Regions from separate parts of the Homo sapiens genome. Here region 2 is linked to region 1. A link is an interaction called in ENCODE POLR2A ChIA-PET data of the cell type or tissue named here. Cell type or tissue: PC-9. All regions are shown on one strand. Each heading gives the region's core, and the rest is flanking DNA. Links, peaks and the distances in the headings are about the cores only.

Region 1 (11,197 bases), core at 2,804-7,803:
AAAGATACTATTATTTTAATTTAAATTCCAATTCTTCACATCTAAAAATGAAATATCAACTTTATATAATCAGTAATGTTTAAAAGTACATTAAAAACCTCTTTCCCTCCCTTTTCTTGATACTCTCTAGTATGTTTTCTGTCCAAACATGAAGTAGATAGAGATGGCTTGGCTTCCCAAAGGAAAGGTTGATGATGCCTACAGTCTGGCAGTACCTTTTCGCTGCACCTTGTATGAAAATCTTGCACGAAAAGTCGTGGTGTTGCACAGTGCCAATGGCAGACACATCAAGCTGCACACAAGGAATAAAGGGGGCAGGATTCTCAGCTTGTTGCTTCCAAAGGGTTGCGTGTTTACCTCTTGTTTGATTTTCTTCAGTAAGGGTGGTCCATTTTCTTGAAACTCAGCAACAATTCCAGATTCATCAGATTCCTGTTTGATCACATCCTGCAGATCTTCTACTAGATGAGAGGGTGTCTGAGGCTAAACGGAAGAGTGGGTATTTTTGCATCAGAGAGAACTCCTAATGGGACTAATAAACCAATGAAATCCAAAAACTTTTCTAGAACTTACTAGCATCTTCAGGGGACCGTATTTAATTTCTTGAGCTGCAAGTGCATGTTTGAATGGTGTAGGAGTTCTTGGAGAGCTTTCTAAGATTGACCTTTTGATAGCTGGGGTTCTAAAACTTTAAAAAGAAAACAAGCAGTGGCTCAATACAAAAGAATAAATGTCCCTACATGGCTTTACCTGTTACATTTAACATTTTTCCACTGAATACAATAAACTCTGTTCCGGATATGGAATTGGGGTGTGCTGATTAATCACGTTATTCGTTAAGAAAAAGAGAATATGCATATCACATATTTTCAAATATTTCAAAATATTATACCTCGAAGACTAAAAGCATTAAATGATTTAACATCTTTCCTTAATGGCTCTGAAGACACATGTAGTGCCTATGATCTGTATAAGACTATGAGCATCAAGAAGACCTGATGTCATTTACAAATCAGGTTTCCCTATTCATGAAAACAGAGCCCATACTACAAAACATGTTAAACTTTTAAAATTTACTTTTTGTACTTCGAAATAACAGTGCATTTCTTTTCAAGGTTTCTGATAATTCACACTTTCTCTACCATTTCTCTGAATTGATTAAGGCTTTATTGAATAAAAATGACTGCTTACTCATCCCTTGGCTTCTAATCATATAATATTCCTGGGGATGTCAGAAGAGGTCCTATCTACACATAAATTCAAAAAGAAAAAATAAGATTAAAAAATACAAACTAAAAATAAATAAATAATAAACAAATAAAATTAAATAAAAATACAAACTAGGTAAGAAACCATACTCGTTCTTATTCTGAAGCTTACAATTAGAGAGGAAAGGAGGTTGAAAATCTGGCTTTCATAAGAAGGCCTTATGGAGGGAACAAACAAACCGAATGGAAAAGTTTTATGAAAACTACTTGTGCATATATAGGAAATTTTGGAGTAAGTTACAAAAGGAATCTAGTTTATCTTCCCATCTTCTACCTGTAGGTAGTTGTAATATGCCCAGGACAGATATATTCAATGTGGGAATAGACATGATTATATATAAATGGTCAGTAAAATTATGCACATACAAGTGGATCAGACATCTGGGAACTATATTCCATTAATTAAATATAAGTAAATAAGATAAATCATTTTATTCCTGAACCAAAGACTTACACAGTATTTTCCTTTTGAGTTTTCACAGTCTGGTCTCTATGAAATGGTGTTGTAACAGTCAATTTGTGACCAATGAGGGGGGTGGAAGTTAAAGAAGGCATTTCCAAGTCTGAGTTTTCATGGTTACTGGAAGTGTTTAAGAACTAAATATGGAGAGAAAGAAAAAATACTTAGATTAGATGGTAATTCTTTATTCTCCCCAATTTAAAAATCACACCTAGATAACAAGAATGTTTTCCTGACCCACTATATTAAATAATAAAGATGCTAACAAGCATGTTATATTGACTAGGGTATTGTTTTATTTCAATTGAGCACCCAGGATTTGGGTGTGGTTTCCAAGAAATAAAATTTAGGGTCATTGCTGAAAAACTTGCAAAACTGTGAGAAAATACTCTCAATAAATGACACTTGTCATTAAAGAGAATGAGATGTGTTCTTTATTAACATTTAAAAGGCTTTAGTGATTTTGGGGAAAATAATAGTTAATAATTAATAGTTTCCTTTCATACTTTGTTTTTTCTCTTTAATAATCTATGAACCAAAATTAGTATTACAGAAGGTTTACATTATATGGAAAATTCTTGAATAATAAACTGTGTCTCTCAGAACACTAAAGTTCTGGGAAAAAACTAGGTGTTCCTTAAACAATTCCAAGGTAAAATAAATTTGGGAAACACAACATATCATAATCTCCTCCTGGAAATTCACAAGGCACAACGGCATATTAATAACTCTGAGAAGGCCTGCAGTTAAAAAAAAGAAAGTTTTTAAAGAAATGGGATCTCGCTATGTTCACCAGGCTGAACTTGAACTCCTGTGCTTAAGCAATCCTCTTGCCTTAGCTTCCCCAGTAGCTAGGACTACAGGCCCATGCCACTATGCCCAGCTAAGAAACCTACTTGTAACTTTGTTTGATTCAGTGTTTCCCAAATGTATATACCTATATCATACCTAAATCTGTTCTTAAAACAAATTCAACAGATACAATTGGAAAAATGTTTTAAAGTGCCAAATTATCTATTAATTTAATTATTTAAATAATTTAGGAACACAAATCTCTGATAAGAATTGTGATTTTCATGCCTTAAAAAAGCTGTATGAAATAAAAATATTCCTTGGCAAAAACTGCACTAGTAAAATAGTATGGCACAACTCAAAAGAGCCAATGTTGAGAAACTGAAATTAAAAATATGTTCTTTTCCTTAAGCATTTGTTTCTCATCCTCTTCCCAAACTCTTCCATTTAAAGATGAATTGGAACCTTTAAATTTTCTAGCTTTAAATTTTCTAGTTGCAACCCAAATGTTATATAAACACAATTTGGTTCCCTCCTCCCCTGGGTCAGTGAATCGCATAAGAATAAATGAACAACGAGGAAGAAATGATGTTAACAATTTTAAAGGGAGGGATCAGATGGGAGAAAAAGAAAGGGACAGAAATGTTAAACTCTAGTGTTGAAGGAAATAAAAGTACGTTTCATGCAACTATCTTTCAAAACCACCCAAAAGTAAAAGAGAGAGAATGATGCCAAAATCAACAGTTAGCCTGCAGACAGCCTAAACTTTGGGAGGCAGTATAACTTAGCAACAGCTAGATTCAACGACAGAATGAAATCAGCAAAGGCAGCAGTAATTAGTCATTTGTTCCGAAGTATTAGTTTCTAGATTATTAAGGCTCAGGTGTCTGTTGAAAATGAGTAACAGCTGTGCAGAAATTGTGTTCTACCTGCGAGGGAGAGAAGGGTAGGCTTTTGACAGGGGAACGCTTGGGAGTTGAACTGCTGACGTCAGCAAATATGAAGGAGCTACAGTCTCCAGTGGCTAAGGGGCTGGCCTGGCCCCGTTTTTTTCGAAGGATGACCAGTGGAATTGTGCTGTGCCTTGCAGGAGGTAAGACCTTGGGTGGGTCAAGTGAACTCTCACTCAACATACGTTTGTTCACCCTTGGGCTAGGTTCTCCTGCAGGTTTAGTCCCATTGCCCTCTCTTTGCTGAAGCTGTAGGGCTTTGCCTGTGTGATGTTGGCTAGGTGAAAAATCTGCTTCTTCAAAGAATTCAAAACTGCTGAGATCACACCATGATGAAGAATCCTGAAACAATGTGGGAGGCACAGAACTTTGAGATAGTGTGTGCCATCATCACCTGAAACAGCACTGAGAGAGAGATGCTCAACGCAAAGCAAACACTAGGCCCGTTGGTTTGGCTTCTTGAGCAACAGCTTCAAGATGAGCAGTTGCTCTATTATACTGCAGTAGAGCAGGGTCTAGTGGGCTGCCTCAAGGCTGGCCCTCTGATGTGCTGCAGGGACCTCCCGACACTCTACATCTGCATGCAATGGAAAGCAAAATGAAGACCTTTTCTAGATGGCATATTACGGCAATGGTCATCTCCTAACCAATGAGTGTGCAATAAATGATTTTTAATCAACTGGGAAAGGAACCAAGTGTTCGCTGAGGAGGTGCTGAATACAAATTTGTTTCACGAAAGATGATTCATCTCAGTGAAGCAATGGGACCAGTAATCAATAATCACCATTTTGTGGAAAGAGCCAGGTATGACCAAGGAGCTGATTATTACTTCAAATACACTAAAAGATTGCTTTCAGCTCTGAGTAAGCCAAATCATTAATGTGCTGTTCAAAAGCAAGACAAAATTCTAGAGAAGCACCATGAAGTAAGCAAAGAAAAAAAAAAGTTAAAAGTAACTCAAACACCATTCCGTTCCCATAATCCAAGCTCTGCTTTATAAGTCATCAATCTGACTATTTTTAAAAATATGACTTTTGAAGGAAAAGTGTGAAAATGTGAAAAAAAACTCTTCCTTCAAAAGTCCTATTTTGTAAGTATTTATAAATACTTTTGTCTCTCTCGGTAGGCTATGAAATCAGATCTTTGAAAAAACATATTCATGAAGATGAAAATCATACTTCTACCTTTACATTAATATATGCTAATAACAGCTTGGCTATAGAAAATGGCAATGATTTAAGAAATGGGTTTTCTAATTTATCTTCCAGAATCGTTAACTTCCCTTCACAATTCTACTTACAGAATCTATAAATTGGAGTGTTTCTGCAAATTCTAAGAGGTTCTTAACATTATCCAGAATGGTGCCCTGGTGGACGATCATGCACCTTGCTGGCGAGGCGCTTTCTTCAGGTAGGGAGCCAGGATCCGCTGGCAGAGATGGAGTGGAGTGGTGTTCTCCCAAACAGGAAACAGGTGCACTGTCTCCATGAGGTCTGGTGTGGTCGGCAATGGTGGTGCTGTGCCACCCGGGGTAGCTGCATGTGTGGTTCTGTGTCTAAGGAAGGGGGAAGGGTGTAGAAATAAAGAGAGGACAGAAGAAAGGGAGAAGGAACTTAGCAATGAAGTTGCACAAGGTATCAGATGCTGTTGGAGGAAAGATAAGAGTAGTTGCATCATCCCAAACTTACGCCTATGAAACAGTTGTCAAGATGTTTCCTTTTATCAATGCAAGACCCTGTTTTTAATAGTGCTAGAGGTTGTACCTATATGATTACCTTGTTATCATTTTGTAAAAATGTCAAATCATAGGTCTATATTTCGAAGTATAATTATCATATTGTCTTAAAATTCCACTTTAATATAATTTGCCAAAGGTCCATAAATGCTTGCTGTGAGTGAAGAACTGAAGAACTGTCCTATTTGCATTCTAACCACAAAAAAGCTAGAGGACTCAGGAGTTAGAGTTGCTTTGATCTACACATATTCTTGTTGCTTCTATCCCTTTCTAATGCTACAGATTGCACTGATGCAGTGAAGCACTGCCAAATCAACGTGGTTAGGAAAGCAGAAGAGCAAATTAACAGAAGTCTCCTTACAGTATGACCACACAACAGGAGAAATTGCAAAACATTAACTAAAGTTAAAAAGTGGTCGAACTAGCATGTGCACATAAACATCTTATTATTTAACAAAAAATAAATTTACCCCTAGGAATACCTACTGGGCATCACTTCTCTTTTATTGTCTTTGTTGGTTAACTATGTATGTTGCAAAGCACAAGGAGCCATCCCAGTTGGCTGCCCAGTCGCTAAAGATGTCAGAATTCAGTAATGGCCCACATAACTTTCACACATGCAAATAAAAGAGAGCAGCTAATGTTATTTATGAAGAGGTTTTATATATAACCTTTTACATGTATATACTGAACATGCATCAAATCATGTCTGAAATTATAAAATATGAAAATATAGGTTAACAAAATAATAGAAAAAAACCAAAATGGTACCATATAGATACATAGCTCTGTAGAAAATGCAGATTTTCATTCATTTTATCTTTGCTAGTCTTTAAACTGATTATAGTCCTTCTGAAGAAAAAAATTGATGATAACAATCATAAGTGGATATTGCATTTTTATTGCAATTACAAAAAGACTGCTTCCAATTTAATCAGCATATAATCTGATACCAACTACATTTTACTACAAGCAACTTCTTGTGTTGAGACATTCTGAATGGATATATGGAGCCTTGCTAAGTGTAATATTTAGAAGAGAAGAGCGCTTAGGTAAACTGAGGCAAAGCTGCTATCCCCTCATTCAAGCACATGATGACAGTCTTACTGGTAGCACCTGCTGTCCTTTTAGCTCATTCTCGGTTGACATTAGGAGCAATTCTAATTCCTTTATTCGCTTTTCCTTCTCAGGGTCTTCATCATTATAGTGTCTCTGAAATTACAAAGTAAGGGAAATAAAGACAAAGGTCTGATTGGAAGCTGCAAATACAATGGGTGTAGCCAATATGGTCATGAGGTGCCGCACAGCCCAAAGAGCCTCACTGTGACAACACCACCAACCAAATTTGGCTCCTGCAGAAATCTTTGTGAATGTTATTTCAGACTTAAGGGAGTGATGTGAAATCTCAGGCTAGAGTGGATGCTGACTGATGAGTTATTTCACCTTGCAACATCAAAGAATCAGAAAATTCCAGAGCAAACTCATTCTAGAAGACAAGATTAATAGATTGCTGGCCAAGACTCTGCTCTCCTCTCCATGTTCCCTTTCCTTTTTACTTTAGTTGCTCAGGTAAAAATATGTGTTTAGATGAAAGAAATAAGCATTTCTTAAAAGTGGTGCTTTGAACAGTGAATGATCAATGATCTTACCTGAATGGCTGCGGCAGCTGGCTGAGGGACATTGACTATATTTACATGTAACGCTACAGGGTATGGAACATGACTGGAGACCTAGATGCAAAAGACAAAACAAAGGCCACGTCATTCAGGGCTACATATGCTTCAGGGGACTTGGCTTCCTGAGGTTTCGTTCTGGGACTGAGAGAAAAAAAACACTTTACTGATAAAATACACTAAACAAATTTTTAAAACCTTTTAATGTGAAATTTAGCCAGGCCTTTAAAATGGCTAAACAGCTAAAGGAACATGGTGAAAAATCCTTGGGAGGTGTTGATGAGCACTTTAAATTTTGGGAAGTGTTCCTTAATTAGAGAAAAACACAATGAAAAAAACAATAAAAAATATATTATAAAATACATTAATGAATGTTTCAAAATTGTTTCTATGGGAAAAATTGATGGCACCAGCTGTTTGTAAATAAAAATATTTTTCTTGGAATAATTTTGAGTTTTAATAAAAAGCACAGGAATTCTTATGATAATTTATTCATCTGAGACCTTTCTGTAAAGTTTGTAGTCAAATCCATGGACAGAGAAGAATAAAAACTATTTATGAACATGTTTTGCATATAATTTGCATATGAGCTCTCTATTCTTGGGTAAGTTTTATCATTTAATATTGTTATTCTTAAGATTAAAGTTTCTCGATTTTTTTCCTCTTTCTTCTTCTTTTTCCACCTATTATGGATTATCACTTTCCCTAAATATAAATATCTAGAAATAAGGAAGGGATCACACTGATCCAACGGAGACTAAAAGGAGACATCAGAAAATGAATGTCACAAAGTTCTGCTCCTGACTCAGAGTAAGAAGGTAAACACTTACTGAGTGAATAAATTAAGACATGTCTGCCTGATCACTGCCAGAATGAAACATACCATAACCACTGAATTTCAGTGTCAAACTCTCTCCTCTTTAAACATAATACTACCTTCCCTTTTCGTTTTGGAAGAGAAAAACATTACATCTACAAATGCGACTCCATTCCCCTATTCTTCAATAGTACCTTAAGTAAATTTACATTCAAAGGTTGCCTTCAAATTAGATTTGAAGCAGCAATTTAGAATCGGACAGCTCGTTTTCTAGTCAGCACTATCTCTATGAGCTGTGTCACCCTGGGCAAAGCGCTTACCATCCTCGTTTCTGGAGACATAAACCAGGGGTAACACACCATACCTACACCCTATCTACTTCAAAGGGCATAGGTGAAGACTGGCCATGATCATGCTCAGGAAAGTTCTCTGAAAAGTATACAACTGCAAAGTATGATTATTACCTGGAGCTAAACTAACCGTCTCTCTCATTAAACTAGATTCACAGGAATGGCTTACATTTTGTGCTTCAGAAATGTGGTAATAGGAATAGTCGTTGTTAACAGTGGGCTGGCCAGTGGCAGGGAGTTGAGCTGTAGGCGGAGCCTGAGCAAAACCCATCAAATGACTGTTCTTCTGGAAGCTTGTGGCCACTGCTGGCTGGCTGGCTTTTGAAGACTCCTGCAGATAACCTTCCTGTTCGACCTTCCGACGCATTGTAGAATTCCAGTGGTTCTTGATAGCATTATCAGTTCTGCACAGAAATATATCACACAAATTTCACAAACAAAAATTTCAATTCAGATTAAAGTGAATTGACAGAAAACTGTTTCTAACAGAGACCTTTCCCTTGGGCCTATTAGTTGTTTTCTCTTTTTAATTGTTTCCTTCTTCTCCACCCTCTGAGATCAGGCTTTCTCTATTGCCTAGTTAGATTTCTCTTAGTTACACAATCTGGAATGCATGTCGTTTTCTAGAAATATCAGTATCTTTTAACCATTCCATTTCCTTGGTAAAGGAGTATTTTCAATACGATAACGCTTCATGTTTATTCTGACCGGTCGCGGTACAAGACTCCAACACAATGTAAAGTTCCAGCTGCCTTGGGGAAATTACTCCTTTGAATGTGGCACAGCAGGGCCTACACACCACGAGAGGGACATGGTGAAGTCTGGTGGATGATAAGATGCTGCTGATGAAGAATACTTCACTCTTTATCTCTCAAAGCACTAGTGAGAACTTCTGAGACCAAAAAACCTCCTACTCTTTGAAAGCCACCCCAATTGTTTTCTGAATCAGACAGAGACGAGAGTGGAAAATGGGATCCCAAAGGGAAAGATCCTAACCCCCAGTATATTTTCAAAAGGCAACGCATTTTTACTAAAGTCTTTCCATTCTCAGGAAAACAGTTTCTCAATTCAAAAAAACCGTTTAAGTCTCCCTTTTTCTATTTCAATGGGGGTGGGGGAATGTATGCTAAAGAAAGAGGAAGTTCAATAGCCCTGTTAATTTTGAGAAGAATCAGCAGTGTATCCTCTCAGGCCATATGGGAGGAAAGGCCTTTTTTTACCAACCTCTTAAAATTTCTAAGTTTATACTGAACCACAAGGGTGCAAATGCTTTGGAGCATCACTAGAGAATACTATATAAACTTTCTCCTGGATTATGAAGCTCAAGAATAAAACTATTTTTAATATTTTTGATCTACATCATTTTAATGCAAGATTTATCATTAAAAGTATTGCTTTCCAAAGGAACAAAATCTGTTATATACTACTTAAGTGGGAAAAATGGGACAAAATGAGCTTCCATAGTTATCCCTCATAATGAGGTCATTTTCTTGCCTTGTTCATTAAAAAGAAAGCATTATTACCCTGACATTATTTAAAAACCTGGAAGTAGTATGAGAATTCAAGAAATACATTATTTCTTTAATCAATGAAGTAAAAAATTAAGCAAAGTGGTATAATGAAATGAATACTGGTGGCCAGGTATGGTGGCCCATGCCTATAATCCCAGCACTTTGGGAGGTGAAAGGATTGTTTGAGGCCAGGAGTTTGATACCAGCCTGGGTAACATAGCAGGATTCCATCTCTACAAAAAATATTTTAAAATCAGCTGGGTGTAGTGGGGTGCACCTGTAGTCCTAGCTACTCAAGAAGCTGAGGTGGGAGGATCCCTTGAGCCCAGGAGTTCAAGGATGTATTGAGCTATGATCATGCCACTGCACTCTGTCACTCATGTGTGACAGAACAAGCCTCTGTCTCTAAAAAATAATAATTAAAAAAAATAAAAGAAATGAATGATGGTTATCAGGAAAATGGTAGCTGAGTTCCTTTGAGTAACTTAACCAGCTACGTGAACTGCCAGAGACAAACTGTCTTCAGTTTCTTTCTATGCATTTAGAGTTTTATAGTTTACCAAGTCCTTTGACATTCATTTTACTTGATCCTAACACTGGCCCTGTATGATTCATTTTGGAAATGGGGAAATTGAGGCTGGGGAAAGCTAAATGTCTTCACCCAGGGCTCACTGTCAGGTGGATCCTGGAAGTTCTCAACCAAATAAACTCTAAGATGTCTTCAATCTCTAAAAGCTATGTAGCTGGTTTATCTAATAAAACACTTACGACTGATGAAATATAATTTACTCACCATACATTTAAAGCAGAATGTTCAATACCCACTCCCTCATTCTTCCCGATCAATATATTTTTTGACATATTATTACCGTCCAGGCAGTAGCTTTGCGATTTCTGCCCATCTGTTCCCCAGTCTCTTGTGTGCCTGGTAAATAATTCTGTCTTCCTCTTCTGTCCAGGAGGTTTTCTTAACTTCTGGATTCAAGTGGTTATGCCACCTCTCCCTACATTGTTTTCCAATTCTCCCCTTTAAGTGCTTGGCAATAACAGACCAACGTTTCGGACCGTATTTCTGTACAAGCTCTATCACCTTCAGATAAACACACAAAAATAACCTATGTTTTAAAGTTATGTAATGAGTCAGTATAATCATTCTTCAGTGTTACAAGATCTTTAGAAAATTTCCAAAATTTGCTTTCATTCACTGGAAATATGGGAATAGAGTCCTCTACTTCCTGTTTGCCCATTTTACCTGCTTCCTCAAATAGGAAAATATTAGCATTTTGGGAATATTCTTAATTATGAGTCACACACCAATGAAGAAAGAACTTACTCTCTGATCTTCTTCTTTGGTCCAAGGACCCTTGATGAGCTCAGGGTTTAGTACTTTCTGCCATCGGTGCTGGCACTGCACATCTGTTCGATTCTAGACAAATAAAGTATGCACCACCATAAAGATATGATGTGATAAGCACGTGAATTTTTTGTTGTAATAGGAATCACACATAGACCATATGCAGTGAAAATATTTAAGAACATTTTAGAGCATGTTTAGAGCCCATCTATCCCTCATTACTTACAGGCTACAGAACATGCAAGTAATATATCAAAGTTGCATCTAAAATTAGACACTCTGCCTCC
Region 2 (11,197 bases), core at 2,298-7,297, 380 kb after region 1:
AAAAAGCAGTTGATCCCTGGTTGGGTCAGAGAAGGGCTGGTGGAGGAGATGAAGAAAAATGAGGGGGGAGATTGTCTTGGGCAACTCTGCTGAGCAACTCCTTGAATTTGACCTGTGGTTCCACCCTTCTTAAATTTCTTCTGAGAAAAGAATACTGGCAGAATGTTGACAATTACTGAAGCCTGGTGGCAGGTGAAGGAGGTTCATTAGGCTATCTTTACTTTTGTTTAACAATTTCTATTATGAAAGTTAAAACATTTCTTCAAAGTAGTTGGTAGGATTTTTTTTTTTTTTTTTTTTTTTTTTTTTTTTTGAGATGGAGTCTCACTCTGTCGCCCAGGCTGGAGTACAGTGGTGCGATCTCGGCTCACTGCAACCTCTGCCTCCCGAGTTCAAGCAAATCTCTGCCTCAGCCTCCTGAGTAGCTGGGATTACAGGCGTGTGCCGCCATGCCTGGCTAATTTTTTGCATTTTTAGTAGAGACGGGGTTTCACCATCTTGGCCAGGCTGGTCTTGAACTCCTGACCTCGTGATCCACCCGCTTCAGCCTCCCAAAGTGCTGGGATTACAGATGTGAGCCACTGCACCTGGCCAGAATTATTTTTAAATGGGAAAACAATTTATGGGATTTCTGTATTCTTATTGCATTTCTTGATTAAAAAACAACTAAAAATTGAAATATAAATATATTGTTATATATGACTATTATTTTGCCTATTTTGCACACTTATATATGCCTATTATTTACACTTCTGGTATATAGGAGAGAGAAAGTGAGCAAATGGGTATTTTCCCTAATGAGACGATATATTTTTTCTTACCATGCTAGTGTTTATAGTCTGGAAAATTCTGTTAAGATATGGAAAGTGACAAGTAGAGCCCACTTTCCACTTTATGGGACAGGCTTAGGGAATGACTGTTCATTGAATCCACTCCCAAAACATAGACTTGCCTTTGATTATATTGGCCATCTTTTATGTTGAGGAACTCTAATGGGCATTTTTTTTTTTTTTTCTGGGGACGGAGTCTCGCTCTGTCGCCCAGGCTGGAGTGCTGCAATGATGTGATCTCAGCTTACTGCAACCCCTACATCCTGGGCTCAAGCGATTCTCCTGCCTCAGCCTCCCAAGTAGCTAGGATTACAGGCGCCTGCCACTATGCCCAGCTAATCTTTGTCTTTTTAGTAGAGACGAGGTTTCACCATATTGGCCAGGCTGGTCTCGACATCCTGACCTCAGGTGATCTGCCTGCCTCGGCCTCCCAAAGTACTGGGATTTCAGGCATGAGCCACCGCACCCAGCCAAATGAGCATTGATTCGGGCCCTGAGGTGTGCTCTGAAATATGTGGAGCAACTAGGTTTCCTGATAACTCACATTCACGTGGGGATGGCACTTGGTTTAGCCACATAGACGTCATCTTCATTTTAATAATTAGGCCTAGCTTGTAAGTTACAAATCACAGTGTGACATGTCTGGTTATATTTTTTAAAGACTTGTGTGAAAACTCATTAAACCTGGTGTGTGTGTGTGAGTGTGATGTGTGATGGATTTGATTGCATTCTATTTTGGTACAGGAACTATAAGTACTTGGGGAACCAAATTTGTTATATTTTATGAATATTAAGTAAAACATTAGACCCGTCTATTTATTAATTTAATACGTTCAGTGAGGAAATATTTATGAAGTGCTTTCATGAGTCAGGCACTGCGTTGGGTGCTGGGAATTCAGTAAAGACCAAAAGCCCTGTGGTCATTGTCCTCACGGGGCTCCCAGACTAGCATGGGAGCAAGCATGAATCTAAACAACCACACATGTGATCCATGTAATTATGCGTGCTACTAAGCGGTGTGACAAAGGTTAGGGTCCTTCACGCGTGTGTAATAAGGCGTCTGCACCCAGCGTGGGGCTCAGTGAAAGCATCCCTGAGGAGGTGGTATCTGATTTGCTATCTGAAGAGGAAGAAGAGCACCAGACTGAGGGAAATGCACTTGAGAAGACTCTGATTGCAGGGAGGACACTCGACAAGACCTGGTTTCAGGGAAAACACTGCACTTTGGAAGTCCTAGGAGGCTAGGGTAGCTGGAGAGGAAGGCGCGGAGGGAGACTGGTGCGCAGTGAAGCCAGAGAGGCAAATGCAAGCCGAATCCTGCAGGGCAACGTATCCCATGGAAAGAATTTGGTCTTCATCGGAAGAGCAATTGGAAAGTCTATTAAGGGTTCAACGCAGAGGGATAACATGATCTAATTTATACTTTTCAGGAAATCACTTTCACTGCAGTCTGGAAAATGGATTAAAGGAGGGCAGTAGAGGCTACAGCCCCTGGGGAGGGGGTGGTGATGAGTCAGCTGTGAGCCAGCCTCTTGGCCATGCACTGGGAATGTGCCAGGAGGTGAGCGGAATGTTCTCTTGTCCTCTTCAAAATCGTGAGCTGTGGAGAGCAGGACTAGTAAACAGATGATGATACAGTGTGATGAGCTTCATATTAAAAGTGAGTAAGACACATTATGTGAGCACAGTAGAGAAGGCAATTAATTTTGATTTGGAGGATCAGGGGAGGCTGCCTGAGGAGGTATCATCTGACCTAGGCCTTGAGGAATGAGTAAGAACCAAAAAAGAGATTCAAAATTATCCCAATGAAAGGAATAGCAAGAGTAAATTTCAAAGTAAGTTTGAAATGCCTTGAGCTTCAGGGAATGGTCAGTCATCTGATGTGGCTGCCTCACTGCCAGTCCACCCACCCTCCAGCCCAGATCACATGCTTCCAGATTATGGCCTCTAGTACCTTGACTTGAATAATTATTTTATCATATCAGGGCCAGGAATTCCTCAAACCCTCCAGCCTCTCACTGTGTCTCACTTCCTTTGTAACCTTAGTTGCCCAAATTAAATCCCATGAGTCATCATTAACATCATTTTCTGGTAAAGACCCTCAATGTCCTCACCCGTCTCTAACTTTATCTTAAAGACTCAATAACCCTCAACTCTGATTTGCTGCAGCCTGTCTACTCTGCCTTATGCTTGAGCAGCTGCCTTTGGTTGGACAAGGGGACATATCCATGTGCTCTGGTCTTATTTGGGACCACTAGATGCAAGGGAGCTCTCAGGGCAGCCAGGCCATCCTACAACACTTTCCTAGTCCATTCATTTCCCCATGCTCCTAAACCATTCTACACTTTCTACTCTCTCCTCAAAACACCAAGATCGGCACCCTCACTCTCAGATGACAGCTTAGCCTCTGAGGTCAATGAGAAAATAGAAGCAGCCGCAAGAGACTCCACACTGTCTCACACTGCATCTTTCCACAAGCCTGCATCTGAGCCCATAGACTCTACGTTCCCTCCCACTGCTACGCATGAGCTCTCCCTGCTCCTATCAAAAACCATCTTCTTTACCTGTGCATATTGTCTTTCCCCTCTTCAAGGACATGGCTCCAGTAGTCTTTTTCTGGTCCTTTCCTCCATCATTAATTTCCCCCTCTATGAAATTATTTCCATCAACCTGAAATATATTGCAATATCTCCTATCTTAAAAAAAAAATCAACTCTCTCTTGACCCCACATACCTAGAGACATCCTTGTTACCTTACTCCCAGTTATAGCAAAACTTCACTAAAGATGTGTCGTTGTCAGTTTTAGTTGAGCTTATTTCCATTCTTTCTTAAACCTATTCTAATCAGTTACTTCCCCAATCACTTCCCTGAAATTTTTCTTTTCACTAACCAAGACCTGTATGTTGTTAAATCCCACAGGAAATCCAATCTTCATTTTACTTACCTATTAACAATATTCGATATAATTGATCATTCTCCTTCCTTGAAACACTTTCTTTATTTCCGTCGGAGACCAAAATTCTCCGAATGTTTCTTCTTTTTCATGGGCTCCTCTTCCTCAGTCTCCTTTGCTCTATCCTCTTCTCACCAGCCTCCAAATGATAACAGAGGGTCTCAGGGCTTAGTCCCTGGACCTGTCCTTTCTGTATGTGTATTTATTTCTTAGATGATCTTACCTAGTCTCATAGATTTAAATATCATAATACACTGATTACTTCCTTTTCCCTGCTTTCTTTTCTAGCCTGGATCTCTTCACTGAACTCTAGGCTCAAAAATCTGTCTACCTGATGTTTCCATTTGGATCTCTGAAAGGTACCTCAAACTTAGAACTGCTTATCATTTACCTTCAAGCCTGTTCTTCACATTTTCCCACCCTCACATCTAATCCATCACCAAACCCTGTCATCTTCATACTCAATAAATGCCCCAAATCTGACCATTTTTGTCATCTCTATTGCCAACACCCTAGTCCAAGCCACTAGTTCCGCTTCCTGGATTATTATATCAGCTTCTTAACTACTTCCACTCTTGCATCTCCACCCCTGCACAGCATAGTCTCAACTCAATATCAACAGTAATCTTTTTTTTTTTTTTTTTTTTTTTTGAGACAGAGTCTCACTCTGTCTCCGGGCTGGAGTGCAGTGGAGCGATCTCAGCTCACTGCAACCTCCACTTCCTGGGTTCAAGTGATTCTTCTGCCACAGCCCTCCCAGGTAGCTGGGACTACAGGCACATGCCACCACGCCCGGCTAATTTTTTTTTTGCATTTTTAGTAGAGACAGGGTTTCACCATGTTGGCCAGGATGGTCTCGATCTGTTGACCTCGTGATCTGCCCCCATCGGCCTCCCAAAATGCTGGGATTACAGGCGTGAGCCACCGCGCCCAGCCTATCAACAGTAATCTTCTTATAAGGTAAATAGGAATATGTTGTCATTCTTCTGCTCAAAATCCCCCACCAACATTCCATCTCATTCAGAATAACATCCAGAGATCTTACGATGGCCTAGAAGGCACTGGGAGATGAGACACCTGTTTGCTCTCTGACCTCATCTCCTATAAGCCATCTCATTGTTCACTGCACTCCAGGCGTCCTGGCCTCTTTGATGTTCCTTAGACATAGCAGGCATGTTTCCTTCTCAGGACCCACAGGTTCACTGTTCCTTCTTTCTGCAAAGTTTTACCCAACAGTTTTCACTTGGCCTGCTTCCTCACTTCCTTCCAGTCTCTGCTCATGTCATTGGATCAGTGAGGTCTTCTTTGACCACTTTGTTTAGATTAGCAGCTCTCCCCACCCATCAGATTTGTCATTACTCATCTATGTGTTATTTTTCTCCATAGTGCCTATGGCTATGTGACATACTATATTAGTTAGGTTAGTGGTAGAACCTGTAAACATCAGCTCCAACATTTCTGCAGTTGAATACATTGTATGTATTTTAAATGCTAATGTTCCTAATTGGGGTTGGTTTTCCTTCCCCTGGGATTCAGACACTCAGATCCTTCCATCTTGAGGCTCTGCCTTCAGGGCTTCAGAGTCCTCTGTGTCTAGCAGAAACCAAGGAAAGAATAGTAAGTGGAGGAGGCACATCAAGCTCTTAAAAAAGCCTGTCCTGTAAGTGACACATATCACTTCTACTCACATTGCATTGGTAAGAATTTGTCATATGGACACAACTGGTTGCAGTGGAAGCTGGAAAATGCAGTCCCTGTCTGGGCTACTGCCTGCCAGGGACAACTCCACTCTGGAAATTTGGTGCACAGAAGGTCATCCCTGCCATACACACTATGCCTTTACTTGTCTAGTAACAGTGTTCCTTCATTAGAATGTAAGTTCTATGGAGAAGTGATCTGTTTCCATCCCTCTTATAACTCTAGGACATAGGACAGCTTCTAGTGCATAGTAGGTATCCAGTGATTATTTGCTTCAATTTTTATTTTTTTTAAAAGGTCCTAGTCTGGAAGGGGGGAAGAGTTATAGTAGTGTGGGAGCTGAGGCTAAAAAGATAGAGTCAGGTAGTGAAAGGTGTACGTACTTGCAGCCATCATGAATACGGGCTATCCTAATGCATAAATGTGCCCAGATCACAGGCAAATTGGACTAGAACCAAAACATTTGGCCACATTTTTTTTTCCATAAAACCATTTGGACAATAGTTACACAACAGGAATTTCTCTATTGCCATCCTGTGGCTTTGTAGATAAGCAGCAGTGGATCAACCAGGACCAAAAAATGTAATTCTGTTTGATTTAACTGCACTTGTATACACATGGCCTATGTTCCTCCATGGGAAAGTTTTACTATGTTCAGTGAACTGTGTGTTAAATCTGTGGCATAATTCCAAATTATTTCTCTGGCTTTTTCCTCTTCATGTTCTCCTAATTTAGGGTTGAGCTGTTATTAAACAAGTAAGTGTCAAGCATGAAATACTATCAATGCACTTTGGGTTCCAGTTGTATGTCTTAGTCCATTTAGTGTTGCTATAACAGAGTACTCAAACCCGGGTATTTTGTAAAGAAAAGAGGGCTGGGTGCAGTGGCTCAAGCCTGTAATCCCAGCACTTTGGGAGGCCAAAGCAGGTGGATCACGAGGTCAGGAGATCGAGACCATCCTGGCTAACACGGTGAAACCCCGTCTCTACTAAAAATACAAAAAATTAGCCGGGCATGGTGTTGGGTACCTGTAGTCCCAGCTACTCGGGAGGCTGAGGCAGAAGAATGGCGTGAACCCAGGAGGCGGAGCTTGCAGTGAGCCAAGATCACGCCACTGCACTCCAGCCTGGGCAACAGAGCAAGACTCCGTCTCAACAACAACAACAACAAAAAAAGGATTATTTGGTTCGTGTTTCTGCAGGCTAGGAAATTCAAGAAGCCTGGTGCTGGCATCTGCTGGGCTTCTGGTGAAGGCTTTTGTGCTTCATCATAACATGGTGGGAGGTCAAAGGAGAAGCAGATACCAGTGGAAAGGCAGAACCAGAGGGGCATCCTGGCTTTATAACAACCCTCTCTTGCAGGAACATCCCCATGAGAACTAATCCAGTCTTGTGAGACTGAGAACTCACTGGCTACCAAAAGAACAGCACCAAGCCATTCGTGAGGGATCTGCCCCCTTGATCCAAACACTTCCTACTAGGCCCCACCTCCCAACTTGCCACATTGGGGATCCAATTTCAACATGAGTTTGGGTAGAGACAAACTTAACCATAGTGTAGTGTAATGGAGATAACTTCAGACTTCAAGCCAAGCTCTCAGGCTCCAATACAACCTTCTCCAGTACAACCATTTGAGACCAAACACTGAATTGCATGGACTGTGTTTTTGATTTAGAAATACATGTTAGGTTCTTTTAAAATATAGCTTGGCTATTATATATCAAACTGAGAGAAGATACACATGTATATGTTGACATAATCTTTGTGTACTTGAAGATTTGTTGTTGTTGTTGTTGTTTTTGTTTTTGAGACAGGGACCCACTGTGTTGCCCAGACTGGAATGTCGTGGTGTGAACATAGCTCACTGCAGTCTCGACTTCCCAGGCTTAAGCAATCCTCCTGATTCAGCCTCCTGAGTAGCTGGGACCACAGGCAAACGCCAACACAACTGGCTAATTTTTAGATTTTTCTGTAGAGATGGGGTCTTGTCATGTTGCCTAGGCTGGGCTCAAGCAATCCTCTCGCGTTGACCACCCAAAGTGTGGGATTACAGGCGCCAACCACCATGCCTGGCCTGCAGGTATTTTTTGTTGGTCACATAGCTTATCATTCCATCATAAAAATCACCCATGAGATGTGTCCCCAAAACAGGTTATATAATGTCAATGATCAAAATATGCATAAAATGTTGGCTTTACAAAGCCTTTTATTAAACATTGGAAAGTATGCTTATTATTTGGAGAGAAATCAGTCCAAAGAACTTGTCAAGCAAAACAGTGGGCATGTGTTTGCAAGGAGGCCATACAGAGCTATCTGAGAGACAGACTTGGCAAATGCCTCACAAATCCCTCATGCTCTTACCCAGAAGTATTTTTGTTTGAAAGACCAAGACATGTTAGGGTCAATTTGCTAATTAAATAATTTGCATCTCTAGGCAACGTTCTTTTGGAAACATCTCTGTGACTTTGGGATCCATCATACGATGTTTACCATATAGTTGAGACGCAGCTACTTCTATACCTCAGATTAGGAGATGGGAACAAATAGGAAGCACCCTCATCTCAGATGCCTGGGAATTCCAGGACATAACATTGGAGTAGGTGGAATAAAGTTTTGATTCTGGTTTTTTATATTATACAACTCCCTTGATTACAATTGGAGACATACAAATGATGTATTTATACTAAACAGTAGGTAGAAAAAAGCTAAGGGTAGGATGTGTGAGGATTCTTTTCCATGTTTCTCTTTCTTTTGCTAGTATTTCTTTCTCCAGAACACCAAAAAAAAATTTGCATTGAGCAAGCTGTTTCTCTGAGTTAATTTACTGTAGAGCTGCTTGCAACTCCTAAGACCTATGACTATCACAATTGCCTTTCAGAAACCTGTTGATAAATGAACTTATTTGTTGATTTTTTTTCCTCTAACATAAATGGTAACTAGTAATCTGATCATCTATGGGGAGGTGTTTCCTATCTGTATCAATTTTCTGGGGTTGGTGTAACAAAGTACCATGAGCTGGGTTGTTTAAAGAATGGAAATATATTATCTCTCATTTCTGGAGGTTAGAAGTCTGAGCTCATGGTGTCGGCAGGTTTGGTTCCTTCTGAGGGCTGTGAGGAAGGATCTTTTCCATGTCTCTCCCCTAGTTTCTGGTGGTTTGCTAGTAATCTTGGCATTAATTGACTTGTAGACAGAGATCCACCCCATCTCTGTCTTCATCTTCACATGGTGTTCTCCCTGTGTGTATCTGTGTCTGAATCGCCTCTTTTTATAAGAACACCAGTCATATTTAGTTAGGGGCCCACCCTATTCCAGTATGATCTCATGGTAACTAAGTACATCTGCAACAACCCTACTTCCAAATAAGGTCACATTTTGAGATACTGGAGGCAAGGATGTCAACACATGAATTTTGTGGGGATACAATTCAGTCCCTAACAGTGTCCATCCAGTTCTCCCAGAGAAAGAAGAGGAGGGAGGGAAATCTAACAAGTGACGGAGGGAAATTTTAACAAGTGACATTTACATTCTCAGTGCTGTATATCTAAACCCAGTTTGTTTTTCCCTAGGTAGTTCATTTTCACTTAAGAAGGTGAAAGAGGACATTTCAAGTTTCCTTTCCCCATTGAACTTGGTTTCTACTTTCATCTAAGGAGGATAAAAAATATCTACCCCACATTCTGCCCAGCAGCAGGTGTATATCAAGTGGAAATGAAATAAAGGATGTCACAATACACTGAAAAAATATACTGCATTGGTAGTGTCGATTTTTCATCACTATTTTCAGAAGTGTCAATGGTTACCTAAGTGGTTGATTATGAAAATTGCCTTGGGAGCTCTGTATTTATAAAGACTCCTGGGCCCAACCCCAGAGATTCTGATTGAGCAGGTTTGAAATAGAGCCTAGGAAATCTCTTTTTAAGTGTTTTCCGATCATTCTGGTGATTAGCCAGGTTTGGAATTACTGGTCTTGGACAATTTCTTAAGAGTGAGCACTGTCAGTAATGTCTACTTAATTAGATTACTCACACGACACGAAAAAATATTGATGAGTGGTTTCAATAATGGCATCATCAATTGGTTTTAGAAAGGCAATATCCATTTTAGTGGGAAAGTTTCAGTTTGGGTGTTTCTGGATTTGAATCCTGATGTGATATATGGTGTATAATGCTTATATATTCATATAATAAATGTCAATTGGGGCAAGTAACTTCTCTGTTACTCACTTTCATTATCTGTAAAGTGAAGACAATAATGCCTACCTCGCAGGGCTGTTGAGAGAATTAAATTGGATAGTTTATGAAAAGTCACTGGAACTAAACAAGTCTTCATTAAAAGATCATTTTTTCCCTGACTCATCTAACACTTTGATTTATTTTGAGTCACGTAGTGGGAAACAGTTAAAATTGACTAATAGAACTACCCACAATGTACTAATCCAAAAGGATAAAATCTTGGATTGAAAAGTTTAAATGAGGAATTTTGAATGCTGGATATTTTCAGAGTACACCCGGTCCTAATAGTGCTATATTAATTTTATGGAAAAGTGAAAATGTTGGCAGGAAATCCTGAATTCTAAAGAGGTGAGTGAGCTAAGAAAAATCCAGTGTGATGAATGACCCATTAACTTATAAGAGGCTTGGGTACATGCTGCAGGGCAGGTCAGAACTGAAAGCACTGGACCATCATGTGGTTAAGCATTAAACTTTGAGCAGGGTCCAGCGGCGGTCCCCATAGCATACCCGTGGAATGGTTTAAGTAAGCATCTAGCTTTTTTTTTTTTTTTTTTTTGAGACAGAGTCTCGCTTTGTTGCCCAGGCTGGAGTGCAGTGACATGATCTCGGCTCACTGCAACCTCTGCTTCCCAGGTTCAAGTGATTCTCCTGCCTCAGCCTCCTGAGTAGCTGGGACTACAGGCGTGTTCCACCATGCCCAGCTAATTTTTTTTTTTTTTTTGTATTTTTAGTAGAGACGGGGTTTCACTGTGTTAGGCAGGATGGTCTCGATCTCCTGACCTGGTGATCCGCCCACCTCGGCCTCCCAAAGTGCTGGGATTACAGGCATGAGCCACTGTGCCCAGCCAGCATCTAGCTTTTAACAAGTCACTATTAATGAATGGCTGGGCTTTGGTCTTTTCCTCCTTAGAATGTTCATGTTACTTACCCTCCAACAATGCCACTGGTGTACCAAGACTTTTCAAAGTTGGAAAGAAAATAGTGGAAAACAAGAGAAATGCAAAGTTTATTTTGCAATTGGTTGGGTCTTGACAGAGCCATCAACTTTTTAATTCCTGAATCTATTATTCTCTTTCCAAATCAGTTCAGGCACACTTTAGGATGCCCAATCTGAAATTCTAAGAGAATCTGTTTTATTTCAGTTTCCTTCTATGCACATTAAAGGCAGATGTTAGCACCTGTTTTGATTCCAAAACTTCTCTTCAGAAGATTTTCCTGCCTCTCGAGGTATTTCACATTCTTGCATAAGCAAACAGCAAGCCTATCACTATATGGACTATTTTATTATTGATCATGAATTAATTATAACTTGGCAGGACAACCTCAAATACTGTAGAAACTTCCATTTTTTTTTGAATGGTTCTAGTGTGTATTTCAGAAGTTATTGCTCCATCTTATGTGTTATCATTAATAAGAGACGTGGCCGGGTGCAGTGGCCCACACCTGTAATCCCAACCCTTTGGGAGGCTGAGGCGGGCGGA

Evidence for each region. ChIA-PET counts read pairs that join two places held together with the same protein. Peaks named below come from ENCODE experiments on the same cell type or tissue, not always from the same donor. Only the 100,000 strongest peaks of a DNase experiment are listed, where the experiment ranks them.
Region 2: POLR2A ChIA-PET joins it to region 1 with 7 read pairs; 3 of 35 experiments call an interaction of 5 or more read pairs at or near these places.

The regions. Positions count from the first base shown.
Region 1 is chr6:135,189,576-135,200,772 of GRCh38, reverse strand. MYB (MYB proto-oncogene, transcription factor) reads right to left here. Exons shown (of 16, transcript NM_001130173.2): 4 at 10,890-10,982; 5 at 10,426-10,646; 6 at 8,215-8,449; 7 at 6,855-6,935; 8 at 6,313-6,417; 9 at 4,771-5,025; 10 at 3,450-3,812; 11 at 1,723-1,865; 12 at 574-688; 13 at 358-483. LOC105378011 (a long non-coding RNA gene) reads left to right here. Exons shown (of 3, transcript XR_001744368.2): 3 at 4,773-4,878. Among named protein-coding and RNA genes, the nearest start is that of MYB, 14 kb to the right of the region's middle. RefSeq lists a silencer at 8,688-8,982. In PC-9, for the core only: no CTCF peak of the experiment used is centred there; no DNase peak of the experiment used is centred there.
Region 2 is chr6:134,808,202-134,819,398 of GRCh38, reverse strand. All of the region lies in intron 2 of LOC101928277 (a long non-coding RNA gene), which reads left to right. Among named protein-coding and RNA genes, the nearest start is that of ALDH8A1, 140 kb to the left of the region's middle. In PC-9, for the core only: no CTCF peak of the experiment used is centred there; DNase peaks (open chromatin) are centred at 5,128 and 6,068; H3K27ac peaks cover 1,732 bases.